2 separate regions of the Homo sapiens genome follow, and region 1 is linked to region 2. Evidence: read pairs that join two places in POLR2A ChIA-PET (ENCODE). Cell type or tissue: PC-3. All regions are shown on one strand. Each heading gives the region's core, and the rest is flanking DNA. Links, peaks and the distances in the headings are about the cores only.

The links. Peaks named below come from ENCODE experiments on the same cell type or tissue, not always from the same donor. Only the 100,000 strongest peaks of a DNase experiment are listed, where the experiment ranks them.
Region 1: POLR2A ChIA-PET joins it to region 2 with 12 read pairs; 4 of 35 experiments call an interaction of 5 or more read pairs at or near these places.

Annotation. Positions count from the first base shown.
Region 1 is chr5:57,365,266-57,374,346 of GRCh38, reverse strand. No RefSeq gene overlaps it. Among named protein-coding and RNA genes, the nearest start is that of RMEL3, 25 kb to the left of the region's middle. RefSeq lists an enhancer at 6,470-7,669. In PC-3, for the core only: no CTCF peak of the experiment used is centred there; a DNase peak (open chromatin) is centred at 7,376; H3K27ac peaks cover 2,024 bases.
Region 2 is chr5:57,456,900-57,465,980 of GRCh38, reverse strand. The region is part of intron 1 of RMEL3 (enriched in melanoma 3); the gene reads right to left. Among named protein-coding and RNA genes, the nearest start is that of ACTBL2, 21 kb to the left of the region's middle. In PC-3, for the core only: no CTCF peak of the experiment used is centred there; no DNase peak of the experiment used is centred there.

The DNA.
Region 1 (9,081 bases), core at 470-8,469, 91 kb after region 2:
AGTCTCTGAAATTAACCTATTGACTCAATTACTAGAAATTTGATAAAGGGCAGTAAGCACTGAGGTAGGTATTCTAGAACACAGCTATCCAAAATAAACACAATGTGGGTCACTAGGTAATTTTTAATTTTCTAATAACCACATTAAAAAGGACAAAAGAAAAAAGTAAAATTAATTTTATCAATATATTGTACTTAAACCAATATATCCAAAGGAGTATCATTTTAACATATAATCAATATAAAAATTATTGAGATGCTTTACTTTTTTTAGTACTAAGTCTTTGAAACAGTGTGTACTTTACAACTTCATCTTAATTTGGACTAATCACATTTCAAGCACTCAAAAGTTACATGTGCCCAGTGACTGTCATACAGAGCCTTGGATAAGGAAAAGATTGAATGGAAATTCAGTCATGTCAGCAAGGATTCTTTAGGTTGCCCATCTCAGAAATGCAATTTAAATTAGCCTGAGCAATTGCAGGTATCAATATCACTATCAGTCTTTCTTTGGCTATGCAGGCTCTTTTTTGATTCCATATGAATTTTAGGATTGTCTTTCTTGTTCTGTGAAGGATGATGGCGGTATTTTGTTGGAAAATGCATGGAATTTGTAGATTGCTTTTGGCAGTATGGTCATTTTCACAATATTGATTCTATCCATCTATGAGCATGGGATGTGTTTCCATTTGTTTTAGGATTTCTTTCAGCAGTGTTTTGCAGATTTCCTTGCAGAATTCTTTCACCTTCTTTGTTATGTATATTCCTAAGTATTTTTTTTTTTTTTTTTGCAGATATTGTAAAAGAGATTGAGTTCTTGATTTGATTCTCAAAAACAGCTTGGTCACTGTTTGCATATAGCAGAGCTACTAATTTGTGTACATTAATTTTGTATCCCAAAACTTTGCTGAACTCATTTATCAGTTCTAGGAGTTTTTTGGAGGAGTCTTTAGGGTTTCCTAGGTATATGATCATATCATCAGCAAACAGCAACAGTTTGACTTCCTCTTTACTGATTTAGGTGCCCTTTATTTCTTTCTCTTGTACGATTGATCCGGCCAGGACTTCCAGTGCTATGTTGAATAGAAGTGGTGAGAGTGGGCATCCTCGTCTTGTTCCAGTTCTCAGGGGGAATGCTTTCAACTTTTCCCCATTCAGTATTATCTTGGCTGTGGATTTGTCATAGATGGCTTTTATTACATTAAGTTATGTTCCTTCTATGCCAATTTTGCTGAGGGTTGTAATCATAAAGGGATGCTGGATTTTGTCAAATGCTTTTCCTGCATCTATTGAGATGATTATGTGATTTTTGTTTTTAATTCTGTTTATGTGGTGTATCACATTTATTGACTTGCGTATGTTAAACTATCCCTGCATCCCTGGTATGAAATCCACTTGATCATGGTGGATTATCTTTTTGATATGCCATTGGATTCAGTTAGCTAGTATTTTGTGAAGGATTTTTCCGGCTATATTCATCAGTGATATTGGTCTGTAGTTTTCTTTTTTTGTTATGTCCTTTCCTGGTTTTGGTATTAGAGTGATGCAGAGCTTAACTCAGATGTCACAGATTGCAGGTTTCTTTTAATGGGATGAGTTAATAAAGGTGACTTGGTGCACTCAATAAGTTTGCTATTGCTCTTGAGTTTATGTTTTCATTTTGATGTCATAATTTTCATTGTTAAAGAGTTTTTGGCTCTATTTTGGTGCCTTATTTCTAGCAGAAAAGTTTTTAAATGCCAGCTTTTTCTTTTAAAAAAAGCATAATAGCTATAAAATCTAAAATCAAACTAAGTAAAAAGAATAAATCTGAAGGCATCACATTACCTGACTTGAAACAATTCTATAAAGCCATAGTCACCAAAACAGCATGGTACTGGTATAAAAACAGGCACATAGACCAATGGAACAGAATAGAGAACCCAGAAATAAAGCCAAATACTTTCAGCCAACTGATCTTCAACAAAGCAAACAAAAACAACGTGGGAAAAGGACAACCTATTCAACAAATAGAGCTGGGATAATTGGCAAGCCACATGAAGAAGAATGAAACTGGATCCTTATGTCTTACCTTATACAAAAATCAACTCAAGATGGATCAAAGACTCAGTCTAAGACTTGAAACCATAAAAATTCTAGAAGATAACATCAGAAACACCCTCCTAGACATTGGCTTAGGCAAAAACTTCATGACCAAAAACCCAAAAGCAAGTGCAACAAAAACAATGATAAATAGGTGGGACTTAATTAAACTATATTGTTTCTGCACAGCAAAAGAAACAATCAGCAGAGTAAACAGACAACCCCCAGAATGGGAGAAAGTCTTCATAATCTGTACATTCAACAAAGGACTAATATCCAGAATCTACAACAAACTCAAACAAATTGGCAAGAAAAAAACAAACAACCCCATCAAAAAAAAAAATGAGCTAAGGACATGAATAGACAATTCTCAAAAGAAAATGAACAAATGGCCAACAAACATATGAAAAAATGGTCAAAATCACTAATGATCAGGGAAATGCAATTCAAAACCATAACGCGATATAAGCTTACTCCTGCAAGAATGGCCATAATCAAAAAATCAAAAAATAATAGATGTTGGCATGGATGCAGTGAAAAGGAAACACTTAGACTACTGGTGGGAATGTAAACTAGTACAACCACTATTGAAAACAGTGTGGGGATTCCTTAAAGAACTAAAAGTAGAACTACTACTTGATCCAGCAATCCCACTACTGGGCATCTACCCAGAGGAAAAGAAGTCATTATACAAAAAAGATACTTGTATATGCATGTTTATAGCAGCACAATTCGCAATTGCAAAAATATAGAACTAGCCCAAATGCCCATCAATCAATGAGTAGATAAAGAAATTGTGGTATATATGTATGATGGAATACTACTCAGCCATAAAAAGGAATAAAATAATGGCATTCGCAGCAACCTGGATGGAATTGGAGACCATTACTCTAAGTGAAGTAACTCAGGAATGGAAAACCAAGCATTGCATGTTCTCACTCATAAGTGGGAGCTAAGCTATGGGGATGCAAAGGCATAAGAATGATACATTGAACTTTGGGGACTTGGGAGAAAGGGTGGGAGGGAGGTGAGCAATAAAAGACTACACATTGGGTACTGTGTATACTGCTCTGGTGATGGGTGCACCAAAATCTCACAAATCACCACTAAAGAACTTACTCATGTAGCAAAACACCACCTGTTCCCTAAAAACCTATGAAAATAAAATAAAATAATATCACTATCAGATATCAGTATCTCTCTCTTTTCTGCTTCTTCCCCTTATCAGGTTTGTTCTCTCACTCAAACTTTCCTCACAAGCTAGAAGTACGGTTGCCAGAAGCTTCTGGACTTATATTACCCAACATCAACCCCAGAGCAGAAAGAGTTTTTCTCCATCAACTTCAATGTAAAAAACTCCCAGGGAAGATCTCTGATTAGCTCAGACTGGGTGCAACGTTCACTTTTGTGGGTAGGAGGGCAGGGTACTGCTTGGAATCCTGCACTGTGGTATGCATTATACACTGTGTTCCTGAGAGGCCGCATGAGAGTCTCATGGCTGGAGTGGAGAAGAGACTCATTTAAAAAAAAAAGAAAAAAAAGGCTGTGCATTTTCTATAAAAGGGGGAGAGGCATGCATACTAGGCCAAGAACACTGTGCCACTGTTTTTTAGAGAACAGGGTGGAGGGTTTCTCCCTACAAGATCAGCTCCCATTCAAGCATCCCTTCCCGGAGACCAATCAGGAAGTGCAGCACCATAAAAAACTCACTATTCCTGTTCACCCAGAAATAATAGCTGGAGGAAGATAAAACTTAGATCCAGGTTTCCCAACTGAGAATTCAGCTTTCTCTTCAATACATAGGTGATTTTCAATGGAAGTTTTATCATACTCTAAAAAGGTGTTCTCGATTGTCACAATGACTGGGGGTGCTATTGGAATTTAATGAGCAGGAGTCAGGGATGCTAACCCCTGAAAACTAAGAATTTTTCTGGGTCACCATGACTGTTGAATTAAAATGAAAAAAATCTGTTTCTAATTATCTGAGCCTAGAATCTAACTCTATTTTATATAAATATTTTTGTAATGTTTGCGTATACATTTAGTTTTCCAGGAATACAACTACCACATAAATCCAGGGAAGATTGTGCTTGCTTTTATTCCCAACTATACCAAAAATTATTCATTTCAGAAGATTATGTCACAAATAGCAACAACTTTCATAGTATTTGAGTCATGAAAATAGCACACATGTATTACTCTGCATTTTGTAGGGCTCACTCCACTGTTAATCTAAGTGCACATATGTATATGTGTATGTGCATGTGTGGGGACGGGGCATGCCAGGACAGCCAGTCACTTATGTAGATGCTTTGTGACCATTTTAAGAAGGCTCCAGTAGACAAAGTCCCAGGGGCCCACAGCTTTGAAAGAAAAGCAAGAGCTGCATCAACCACTGGTCCCTCTGCCAGGTGCCCTGATGCAGCACAGACTGCTTACCCGAACACAGATGCCTGGATAAGAAGGTGCCGTGTTTCTCTAGCCCTTATTACACACTGTCACATATATTTTTAAGTATCAACAATATCCAGTCGAATGTTGTCTGCTTCTCTGACAAGCGTATTCATTATGTGCCAACATCTGTTTCCTTCTATATGACTTCTAATACAGCTGTGCCTGAGCATTTACATCATTTTATTTTACAGTGGTTTCCTTTTGTTTCTTCTTTATATTACAACTAGACTATTAGATTAATTTTTAAATTATATGTGTTGAGAATCTATAACCTACAAATTTCATTTCAGGATAAAGGGGTCATTACAAAATATGTTTTAAAGGGTAGGCATTGACAGGGTTGAGAATCTCTAAACTACAGCAAGCTCAGGGGAGGTCCCTGGAGAGAGAGGCAGAAGAAGGAACCGGAACAAAAGAGAGGATAAGCTATGATGGAGGCAGAGAAGGACTGTATATGGGCAGAAGGAGAAAGCCAAGGAAGAAAGAGTCAGGGCAGGGCTGGGTGGGGAAGTCATCTACCCCAGCCTTCCACCTCTCCCCCTTCTCTCCCACTCTACAGCGCTGCTCCTCTTGTTCCTTTATCACCCCCAGCCTGAGGATGGCATGAGACACCCAGTGACAGCGTACCCCTGGCAAGAACATCTACAAGCAAGTATCTTCAAGATCCTAAACAAAGTTCCCACTGCCTCTACCTCTAGACTGCAAGATGATAACCATCCAGAGAGAATCAGAAGTCAGTGGCCAGATGCAAGAAACGAGAAGAAACCCCTACTGAAATATTATAGAGTAATTTCAAAAGATAATCATGAAGACTAAGTAGGAATAGTGACATGTGTTAGGCATGCCTGAAGTCACGCAGCATAAAATGATGCAAAATACTTCATTTTGTCTCCCATGTTGCAACAGTGTTTCTGAAAAATGCAAGATTTGGATTTAAAACTTGGTAAGGCAAGGACAGGATACTTTCAAAAAGCAAAAATAATTGCTGTCAGCCAGGTGTGGTGGCGAGTGCCTGTAGCCCCAGCTACTTGGGAGGCTGAGATGGGAGGATCACTTGAGCACAGGAGTTCAAGACCGCAGTGAGTGATGATTGCACCACTGCACTCCAGCCTGGGTAAGAGAGTAAAACACCATCTCTTTTTTAAAAATTCAAAAGATAAGAATAATTGCTATGATACTGTGGTAGGATTTGTATCATTTTTTTCTTTAATGTTTTTCTATTACAATTTAATATTTTCAAAGTAATCTGCTCATTTTGCCTTTCTTCTACTTCCCTTATCAAATCATTTCTTTATTACTGGACTTTCTAAAACTTCCAAATAAATTGGGTCTTTCTTCCATTTGATGGTCCTTTTCAATTTCCATACAAATAGATTCTTAAGAGCTTTACTGGGATGTTAGCAATTAGTATCAGTTGCATCAATATTTCAACCTCAAAATTGTTTCCCACAAATTTCTCTTAGAATGTTAACATCCGTCAAACTCCTCTGCCTAATATCAAAATAAGGCACTCAATTTTAATAAGAGGCGGCAGTAATGCTTTAACATAATAAAATCCTACAGAACACATACACCAGTTTTATGCATCTCGGGGGAGGGAAAATCACAGCTGAGTTTAATTTTTAACATATGTCTAGATGATAGTTAAATGTCTTAATCACATAAACAGGAATCATAGGAGAGTGTATTCAAGCTTGTGAAGGAGAGCTGGCAATGGCTGACTCACAGTATCTGCTCTCCCTTAATCCAAGAAGAAGCTAATATGTGGTTCTACTTTACTGACCATAGAAGATTAGACACATCTAACCTGATTCTCCCTGATTTCTCCACATCCATGAAAACTGTTGACCATTCTCTCCTTTTTAATATCCTTTCTTCTTTTGATTTTCACAAACTGTACTGTCCCAGTTTGCTTCAGGCTACTTCTTGCAGGCAAGAACAATTTCACTGTTCAGAAGGAGGAAACAGTGAGGGAACTACATCTCTAGTTGGAATTCTGATCAGTAAGAAATTGGGTGGCAAAATTGAACCTCTGACTGGTCATCATAACAACCTAGGAAGGGATTGCCAGGCAGGGTCAGATGTTTACCTCTGACTGAAGCAAATTAAATGTCACAGAATTCAGACAAAAGGGAACTTGTTCCCTTGGTCACAGACTCTAAAAACCGGTGAGGTTGACACTCCACGGATCCCTGCAGGGGATCTTCCACCCAGCTGGTCCACCACAGTTTGGTGTCTCTAGTACCCCCAATTACTCCATGCATTCCCCAATCTCCTTCCTGTCTTTCAGACTGAAAATCACATTCCCACACCTCCTGCATGCACGAATCCTATCTTTCTTCAAAGTCCAACTCAAGGTCTTTTTCTGTGAAGTTTCCACTGCCCACCACAGCCTGGGTGGTGGCTCCACCTCTGAACTTCCTATCTTTATTTTTGTATTTGGCACCTAACATAGGGTAGATTCACGTACTTCTCGGTTTTTGCACATGAGACAAAACTCCCAAACTGATCAGAAGCTCCTATAGCAGAAACTCTGCCTCCTCACTGTGTAGAATCCTCATACCCAAAAATAAGGGTCAATTGATGTCATAGTGATAACAATGGTGCTCACTGTCATTTCTCGACATCCCATTCTATGCCAGGTTAATTTGGAGTGAGATATGGAACCTGGGGTCTGTGTCTGTTCATTCCCCAGCCTCCCTTTCAGCCACAGGGTCAAACTTGGAGGAATTTGGTTTCTTAATCTTTAAGTGAGCCACAGATACAACATAGGTGTGGCTCACAGCTCAATGAGTAAGTCTTCATGAATGCTTTGAGTGCTTCTGATGAAAGATGCCACTTATTAATGCTGTTCCTCAGCGGATGTTGTCTTGCTCCTGGAATGTTTTGTGGAAAAACAAACAGACCAGCTAGGTTCTCCACCTATCTCACTGACCCTGCTAGAGTTCCCCTTGGACTTCATGCTGTTGACCTGCTATGTAAATAGGACCTAAACTCATTTCTACAGGTGGCTGGTTCCCCTTCCTCCTCTTCCTGCTCAAGACAGTTATCAGGCTCAAACAGAGAAAATCAATCCAAAAGGGAGAGTGGACCCATATTCCAGGGCCATTCGGTTAAACCCCCCCAAAAAAATCACACAAAGGCAGTTTCTAATTGTAAGGAACATTTTAACTGTGACTTATGGCCTAGAGTATCTTACCCCGCTAATAACACCAGATGCAGATGCTCCAGGACCCTCCAAGGGCCATCATGCCTGGGGGCCCAGGAACATTAGAACAGACTGGAACTTTTTAATCAAATTAAGAAAAATAATGTAAAACCTGAAACTATAATTTGCCACTCTGAAAATTTTCTTGGATAAATTTGTGAACCACCTTGAGCTTCAGGTCTTTGTTCTTTAAAAAGGAAGAGTCTAAGCACTTGTGAAAAGGGTGGCCAAAAATGGGTTTTAAAATGCCTTCTTTTGGTAAGCATTTTCCTCCTATCTACAGCTATCCTGTTGGATTGGGGATCATAGAAGCAATTCATCAGAGATGAGAATGATTCCCCCAGATTTGTTTAACAGATTCTCAATTAAACTAATAATACAAGTTTTAAAACTTTCAGACTTTTAGAAAATGCAGATAGATGTTTTCACTTGAAGAGTATTTTGAGCCCTAATTTGTTGTTTTCATTGTTGTGCATTAGCCACTCTTTGAGGGTGATATATATTGTCCCAGTGTTGTATTCTGTGTCTTATTTTGACTCCCCATTCATGATGATGCAAGGCTACTGTGTGGCCTGATGCTCTCTGGTTCCAGTGTTTAGGAGAGTTAACAGCTCATAAGCCAGGATTGGTGGCATGCACCAGTAATCCCAGCTACTCTGGAGGCTGAGGTGGGAAGATAACTTGAGCCCAGGAGTTTGAGGCTAGCCTGGACAGCATAGTGAGACCCTATATCTAAAAATAAATAAATAACCACATAGACCCTAAATAAATGTTAACAAACTGCCACTCATAAATTATTTGAAAATGAGAGCATCTTTTGAGTTCATATTTAGTAAATATAATATTCATATCTTACAGAATATTAGTTTTTATCATTCATGCAGCAAAAACTATTGAGTAGCTTGATATCCTGGATATGGGATTGGGTACTATTGCTCCCTTCAAGGAACTCACAGTCTGGTGAGAAAGACAACCAGTAAGCAAGCTTTGCACTACAAATGACATAAACAATGAATGTAAAAAAATAAAAATTAAAAAACAACCCACTAAGTGCTTAAAAGACACATCACATAAAAGATTTGAGAAGACGATCTGTCCCAATGGGGGACAGAGAAAAGTCAGGGAAGACTTCCATAGTTCAATGACTCCTGAATTGAGACTTTAAAATAAGTCATAGAAATAATAATAATAGTAATAATAGCCCAACTATGGACAAAGCATTTTCACATGTATCATCTCATTTGTCACGGTAACAATTCAGATAAGATCTCCATGTTACAGATGACAAAACTAAGTCTTTGAAAAGGCAAGACACTTGACAAGGATCACATGGTGAGT
Region 2 (9,081 bases), core at 661-8,660:
TGAACATGAAGATTATTTCATTTCATCAAAAACTAAAACCATCCCCTGGCCATTTTTAGCTCCCCTACCAGTGGACAAACTGGCATAAAAGGAAATTACTATTGACATAAATAACTGATCCTGACAATAAAGAAGAAGTAAGTTTGCTGCTTCATTATGGAGACAAGAATGAATATGGATAAGGCCTAGAAAATCTCCTAGAGTACCACTTACATAACTATGTTCAGAGATAAAATTAACCAAAGATACTATAATTTCATATAGACAGAGCGCGAAGGCTCAAGTTCTTTGGTGGTGAAGGATCATCCCACCAGGTAAAGTAAGATCAACAGCTGAGTTGCCCCCCGAAGGTTTCCTTTGGGAAGAGAAAGTAATGAGTTCCAGATTCAAAATGTTGTTTCAGGGTCCAGAAAGACGTTGGTTGGTATACACCTGGCACAGCAAGAAGGTAGAGATAGAGGCTATAGTCCTCTTTTCTGCAACTCAAAAAGACATCTAGATAGAATTGTCTACTATGTAAAACAGCTGGGACTGGCAGACCAGAGGCAGAGAAGAAGACACCCCAAGTCAACCAGAAAGCAAACACAGCACTTATGTGGTGGAGTAAATCAACACATTCAAAATAACAGCATAAAGGTGCTGAGGTGGGGAGGGAGGCAGTATGTTTATCTTCATGACCATTGTTTCATTAATTGTGATTAATATGATCTGTGCTGAGAAGATTGAGAATACTAAAGAATAGTAAGCAATGTGTTTGTTCTCACCAGATTGCTCTGGATGAGAATACAAGACGTAAGTACGTTAAAAAATATAAATTAAAATGAAGACAACTGTACAAGTGATATTAGGAAGTACATAAAATTTCTAGTGATAAATTCCATGATTCAATGACCTCTGAGAAAGAATAACCAGCTTTGCTGGTGACTGCTGGAGCAGGGGCTGGTGCTCTTGTGTACACGTTTTATTTTCATGAAGCCATTCAGGGTCTCACGAAGGTGTTCTTTTTTTTAGAGATGGGTTATGTTGACCAGGCTGGTCTCCAACTCCTGGCCTCAAGTGATCTATTCCAGCCTCCCAAAGTGCTGGGAATACAGGCATGAGGCACTGCACCCGGCCTAATTAAGGTGGTTCTAACAGCTCCCGGAACACTAATGTGTGGTTATTTTTAGAGGACTGAGAAGCCTATTCCAAACAATTTTGCAGGGGGGATTAGGGCTGTGATAAATTGTAATGGACCCAAGAGAGGGCCAGTGTAATGACTTCTGGACTGGTAGTATCACAGAAGACTTCTATACGAGGTGAGTTACAATTTGAAGGGAATGTTGCAGTCCTCTTCATTCTGTGTGTAGCAGCTACATTTTTTATTAAATGGTAAAAACAAGGCGTTATCCAGATGAGAACCAGAGGCAGTTTAGAATCAGTAGACTATGTGGAGGCAGCAAAGCATAAAGAATATGGATTGCTGATGAAGCTGGATCAGGGAAGATCAAAATTGAAGTTCAGGATCCTTTCTTTTCAGACCCTAAACTTCTGAGGGGAGCAGATAACACTAGGCTAAGAGAAAGAAATTGCCACCAGCAATTTCTGGTGAAATTGAAAGCAGCAGCCCAAGAATTAATGTGATCCACAGCAGGGCAGCCTTGCACTTATTGGTATGCTCAAGAGAGAGATCAGGCTATGTGTGGGTAGCATGGAGCCAACTGTATATTATCTTTCAGGTAACTTGAGTGTTAAGGAGTGGCAGGAGGTCTTGCTCATTACAGTAAGAACCTACAGCATCATCAAACGATTAATGCTAGGTAAGTTGTTCAATGGGGCACATTTCCCAGGCTTTTAGATTGAAGACCTGTACCCAGAGAAGAATGACTGCGGCCTGAGAGTAACATGCTTCACGTGGATTTCCCTAGGCATGTGGAATAGAATTTCAGTTAAAAGTGAACATTTGCTTGGAACTTTTAAAGTTTCAACCACTCACATTGGTGGAATCTGTTCTCTTTGAAAATGTGAGAAATGTTTGCCATTTGAAATTTTTATTTCCAGACCCAGAAATATTAAGGTTTACAGCTTTAGGAAAGAAACACATGCTTTAAAATGTGATGAAATATCAAGCCATTCCAGGGAATATGCTTAAGTAACCTTATATGAATCCAACAAGACTTAAGAGTATAGATAACTTGGAGAAGTCAACCTCTTCCAAAGGAAAATCTGCAGCATTTCCACCAATTCTTTTAATATAAACCCATTACACATTGCCATAAATAGTATAATAAAATATAACATATGTAGCTATATTTGATTTATTCCAGGAAATAAAGGAAAATGGTATAAAGAAACACTCTTTACAGTATTTCTAGAGAGACTAATAGGACTACCTATTTAAAAATCCAAATCTAATAAAACTAAGAAATAATGAACTCTTCATTGCTAGGCTTCAATTTAAAGACAAAAGACACTGAGCACTTCAAATTGAGAAGAAAAACCAATTCCATGGAAATTATATAAAGTTGGTTGACACCATATAAAACTCTTGAGTTTTAGATAAAAGTGCTCAAGTCAGGTCAACATTATCTTTTTTAATTCTTCAAATACAGACAGTTCCAGGAAAAAACGATCTAGTCTTTGCTCCTGGATTTATTATGGAACTTTCACTTCTTATATTTGCCAAATGATTTGAATAATCTCATCACAATACTTTCTTGGAAATTACAGACAGGGACACATTATGTCGCTCAGTCAATATATGTGAGTCAGTATATACATCTGTCCAATCTACCAAGACATTCCATGTCCTTGGCTGGAATAATAAAATGACAACTGGAAAAGAGAATAATGAAATTGACTTCTGGTGGTTTCTCTAGTCCCCCACACGGGTGTACATACAAATATGATGCCCTGCAAAGAGTCCAGGATGAATTAGACCACAGGACTGATGAGTGCTGTGACACGAGGAACGGTCTTGAGCATCTGTGAGGTTACAGACTTAACTGTTTCTTCACAAATTAGATTGTATTACTTTATATAAAAGTTACTCCCTGAGGAAAATTTTCTTTTATTTTTTCAATTCTCTTTTGAATCACCTTACATTTTCCAACCAGCTAATGTGGTAAGTGGTTATGGGAGAGGAAATTTTAAAAAAATGAACAGAGCTATTGCTTCTTTCTTCTTTCTAAACTGTTCCCAGGATATCGATACTTCCACAACCTGGGTCCCAGAGACAGCATTGTCCACCGGTGGACTTGTCACTTTCTGACCTCCTTCCCCATCTCTGTTCCCTCTTCTTGGACATCCCTTCCCACCTCAGATATCACCTTCAGTCGGTCACTGCGTTTTCCACAATCACCACCAGTTCCAAAGCAATCATCCACTCCCATCAACTCAACCTTCATTTACTATCTTTTCCAATTCCTCCTCTTTAAAAAGAAAATATTTTGGAGCTGCTAAAAATTCCAGCTTTTTATGTTAAAATATCTAACTGACAAAGATTGTATATATTCAATGTATACAACATGATGACTTGATATAACTCCATTTGAAGTTGAAGCAGTAGACAATTGGTTTATTACAGAGTCCTGACTACTAGGCTACCCACAGAAACTTGTTTGGTTTTAGCTTAAAAGTTAGAATTTCAAAATATTACTTAAATAACCAAAATGTTTCCCAGGCTTAAACCAGCTTTGTGATTGCTTTGAAAAACTGGTCCTGCTTTGTGTTTATAGATGGAGCTGCTGAGACTTGAGTGTGTAGCATGTACTCTCCAGATCTGGTCTATTCTCACTAGTCATTACCAATTCTTTTTATCTTAAAAGAGGCCAATTGTCACATTATGGAGAAGGTCATGGTATTTCAAAAGAAGTGTAAGCTCATTTAAGAAATGCAGCTTGTAAAATTGCTTCTTTTTTTATAGCAATCAAATGGGTTATGCATATTCTTATGCATACAGATATTTAGCAGCTATTGAACACCTAATGATAACAGAGAGACATAGCCAATAATATATGTGCAATTCAACTGTTGCAGTCAGTACCTGATGCAAGAGGTAACTGGGTCCTCGGCAGGGTAAAGTGGGAGCAATGACCCACTTGTTAGCTGACTGCACAGAGGCTGCCTGTGTGTGTTTCTGGGGTTAACAGTCCTCAGTTTCATGAAGCTCCTGAGTTCCTTAATTCTTTTGTTGCAAATCCCCAAATAATAGAGTTGAAGTGATAACTCGCACAGTGAGGTGTATTCGTATCATAAAGGAATTTCATTTTGAAATCCTTATGGCCAAGCCTTCCTTCTTGCAGGAAAAGTATTTTGGATTCTCTCTGCAGGTGAGCATCCCATAGGAAAGTTAATAATAAGAAAGCCTGTAGCACAGCTGCAACATACATGAAATGCTTTGTGGAGGCTTGACTCAAGGCTCAGCAGGGCACGAAGTGATTCAAGGCAGAGAGTCGTGTGTAGTCAACTAATCAGCTTTCCCAGTCAAGGCAAGTCCCTCAGAAGCCACCAGCCTGGCCTGTCACCTGGGCCTCTGGCACAGACGCCTACCTGCCTGGTTCACTGGCACCTCCACAGGACAGAGGCTCTCTTCTCCACTAAAACATTACAGAGCACATTTGGACTTCTCAAAATCTAAGTCCAAAAACTGAGGCCACAGTGTGTGTTGCTGGGAATTGGGAAATGATATGAGCTCATCAGAAAAATAAAGATGGTACTGGTACTGGTACCAAAACAGAGATATAGACCAATGGAACAGAACAGAGCCCTCAGAAATAATGCCACATATCTACAACTATCTGCTCTTTGACAAACCTGACAAAAACAAGAAATGGGAAAAGGATTCCCTGTTTAATAAATGGTGCTGTGAAAACTGGCTAGCCATATGTAGAAAGCTGAAACTGGATCTCTTCCTTACACCTTATACAAAAATTAATTCAAGATGGATTAAAGACTTAAATGTTAGACCTAAAACCATAAAAACCCTACAAGAAATCCTAGGCAATACCATTCAGGATGTAGGCATGGGCAAGGACTTCATGTCTAAAACACCAAAAGCAATGGCAACAAAAGCCAAAATTGACAAATGGGATCTAATTAAACCCAAGAGCTTCTGCACAGCAAAAGAAACTACCATCAAAGTGAACAGGCAACCTACAGAATGGGAGAAAATTTTTGCAATCTACTCATCTGACAAAGGGCTAATATCCAGAATCTACAATGAACTCAAACAAATTTAAAAGAAAAAAACAAACAACCCCATCAACAAGTGGGCGAAGGAGATGAACAGACACTTCTCAAAAGAAGACATTTATGCAGCCAAAAGACACATGAAAAAATGCTCATCATCACTGTCCATCAGAGGAATGCAAATCAAAACCACAATGAAATACCATCTCACACCAGTTAGAATGGCGATCATTAAAAACTCAGGAAACAACAGGTGCTGGAGAGGATGTTAAGAAACAGGAACACTTTTACACTGTTGGTGGGACTGTAAACTAATTCAACCATTGTGGAAGTCAGTGTGTCGATTCCTCTGGGATCTAGAACTAGAAATAACATTTGACCAGCCATCCCATTACTGGGTATATACCCAAAGGATTGTAAATCATGCTGCTATAAAGACACATGCACATGTATGTTTATTGCGGCACTATTCACAATAGCAAAGACTTGGAACCAACCCAAATGTCCATCAATGATAGACTGTATTAAGAAAATGCGGCACATATACACCATGGAATACTATGCAGCCATGTAAAAGGATGAGTTCATGTCCTTTGTAGGGACATGGATGAAGCTGGAAACCATCATTCTTAGTAAACTATCGCAAGAACAAAAAACTAAACACCACATGTTCTCACTCATAGGTGGGAACTGAACAATGAGAACACATGGACATAGGAAGGGGAACATCACACACCAGGGCCTGTTGTGGGGTCAGGGGAAGGGGGAGGGATAGCATTAGGAGATATACCTAATGTAAATGACGAGTTAATGGGTGCAGCACACCAACATGGCACATGTATACATATGTAACAAACCTGCACGTTGTGCACATGTACCCTAAAACTTAAAGTATAATTTAAAAAAAGAAGAAAAATAAAGAAAAGCATCCCAAGAGCAGTGGAATGGAGGCTATGATTTCTTTTTTCTTTTTTGTTTGAATTAATAATTTCTAAAATATATTTTATCTTTACACTAAGACTATATTTTTTTAACTTTGATTTTGGGTTCAGAATTATATGTGCAGGTTTGTTATATAGGTAAACTCATGTCACGGGGATTTGGTGTACAGATTATTTCGTCAACCAGGTACTAAGCATAGCACAGTACATGATAGTTACTTTTCCTGATGCTCTCCCTCCTCCTACTATCCTCCCTCAAGCAGGCCCCAGTGTCTGTTGTTCCCCTCTTTGTGCCCATTCGTTCTCATCATTTAGCTCCCACTTATAAGTGAGAACATGTGTATTTGGTTTTCTGTTCCCACATTAGTTTGCCAGGTAGGCAAGAGGTAGTTAAGATATATGGCAAGGAGACCCCATGAGTTTCCTATTGCTCTTGCAATTACCACAATTTCTTGACTTAAAGCAACACAGGTATATTAGCTTACAGTTCTGGAGGTCAGGAATCTGAAAAGCATTCTACTGAGCCAAAAATCAAGGTGTCCACAAGTCTGTTTCTTCAGGAGGCTCTAGGTGAATCTGTTTCCTTGCCTTTTCTGCCTTCTAGAGGCCACCTGCATCCCTGGGTTCATGGCTGTCTTCTCCCTTCAAAGCCAGCAGTTACATCACTCCAACCTTTGCTTCAGCCCTCACATCTCCTCTGATTCTCCCACTTCCTCTCTCCCTTGTAAGAAACTTGTGATTACATTGAACCCACCTGAATAATCCCATTTCAACACCCTTAACTTAATCACACCTGAAAAATCCATTTTGCCAGGTAAGGTAACATATTCACAGGTTAGGATAATTGATATTTGGACCTCTTTTCTGGGGGAGTAGCATTATTCTGCCTCCCATGGGGGTGTTGTTTATTTCATTTGGAATCTCATGGATAAGCCTCAGATACTGTGAGAACCACATACAGACAGAAACACAAGCCTGAATAGTAGGACACATTATTGGTCACACCTGGGTGAGACATGGTGGACTCTTGGCTCATATGGCCTAGATTTCATTCCCCACCCCAGGTCCTATTCACTGTGTGATTTTGACCATGTAAATTTGTGTCCTCAGAACTCAGTTTTCTTATCTGCAAATTAAGTCTATTAACAGAACCTATTTTATAGGATTGCTGGGCTGATTCAATGAAATAATGTGTATGTGGTATTATGCACAGTAAGCATTAAATATTATTTATAATAGAATAGAATCATTATATATTATTTATTAATGATGGTCATAGTAAGCATTAAATAAATATTATTAATAAATAACATGTATATATGTATGCATATAAATAAATACATGTGATACATATAAATAAATGTGTATTATTTATTAAAGATGGTCATAAATATGCCCCAAGTAAACAGGAACCAGAAACCAGAGACAAAAAATAAAATACGCATCCCTAATATCTTTCTGCAGCTGCCACAGGTGATCGGGAGGAGATGGAGAGAGAAGAGAAATGTGCTGGCTCAGAGGCTGGCTTGGGGTTGCTGACCTCCATAAAGGATCAAATCCGAAGCAGCCAATACCCCTCTCACAAACAGGCCAAAGAGCCTCTGGGCAGGACCTTGTGCTTTAAAAGAACACCCAACTACAAACACCAAAGCACAAAGATTTTGTTTCCTTTTTTTTTCAGTCTCATAAGAAAGTTTTTTGAAAGTGTGATCATTGATTGAGTGCATGAAAACTAAAGAAAGACGAATGGGCCAATGAGCGCCCCCAGGCCAGATGGAGCTAGGGACTGTGAGCTCTGTGGCATGACTGTGCTGGATCGAAGGAAAGGAGGAATGAGAACCATGGCCTCTGCCCTTGCATTTGCCTAATGTTAAAAAAAAAAAAAAAAAAAAAAAGCAAATCATGTAGTATATGTGGACAGACTTACATCGCCAAATACCTGCATACCCTTTCTCTGTTTTATCTTCTGCTCCAGTGGTATCATCTTGGGAGGTGCTTAGAATTACTTGAAATCCCAGATTTTTTTTAATGAGGTATTTTGGAAGGAAATGCACCCTTCCCAGCTCTCAGGGAGCTTGACTTGGTCTGTGGTTCCCTTTCTGAGTTTGGATAGCTCCAGAGGCCAACCAGGAGTTCTGGGCACTGATCGCCTTCCCCCACCCCAGCAGAGTCGGACTACTGCTCAGCTCATGTGAGCAGCCTGGTCCCCAGTGAAACACTCTCCTTTAGCTTCTAGGGCACCAGCAGCTGGACCAATAGACTATAGGAATCTTAAGCAGGAAGCTGGCCAGGCTTTGGACACAGTTTGGTTTATAGTTGAAATATTTAGACATATAGTATGTGCACCTCCAGTTGTACTCTTGCCTTGGGAGCTGTAAATATGAGGGGCAGATCCATAAGCAGTATTTCCTCCTGCCATCATTAAAGGGTTGTTCGTGAACCAGATAGGTGGAATACATTAGTCTTCCTCTAAGCTCACAGAGACATAGACCTACCCGCAGAGATTTAAAGAGCAGGAGAAGTGGGCAGAGAGAACCCTGCTGGAGAAGAAACATCTTCCAAGTAAATTAAGGTGTCTTCAGGCCTAGAAATATAAAATATAGTTTCTCTGCAAATCAATTCCATGAATTCTATCTGAAGGTAAACAAAGACATATTCAGAGTTGAAACCACATCCCTTATGGTAAAGGAAATTGAAATTACATTAACAGAGAGAATGTCCACTTAAAAACTCTTCAAATCAAGTCCTCTTTTATGTCACATAGTCTTTATCAGAAAAAGGATGTAGGGGTCCAGGTCATTTCAGAAGGTATTTCAGGACAAGCATGTCTGATAAAGCCCTGGGACACCCAGCAGCCAGACTTCCTTGGGAATTCTCATCTGCTGCTCTCTCAAATCCCTGCCAATTCCTGTGCCTTGAGATCCAACCTTCCGCAGGGAGGCTGACCACGCACAGTTGATTGTCCTGAACA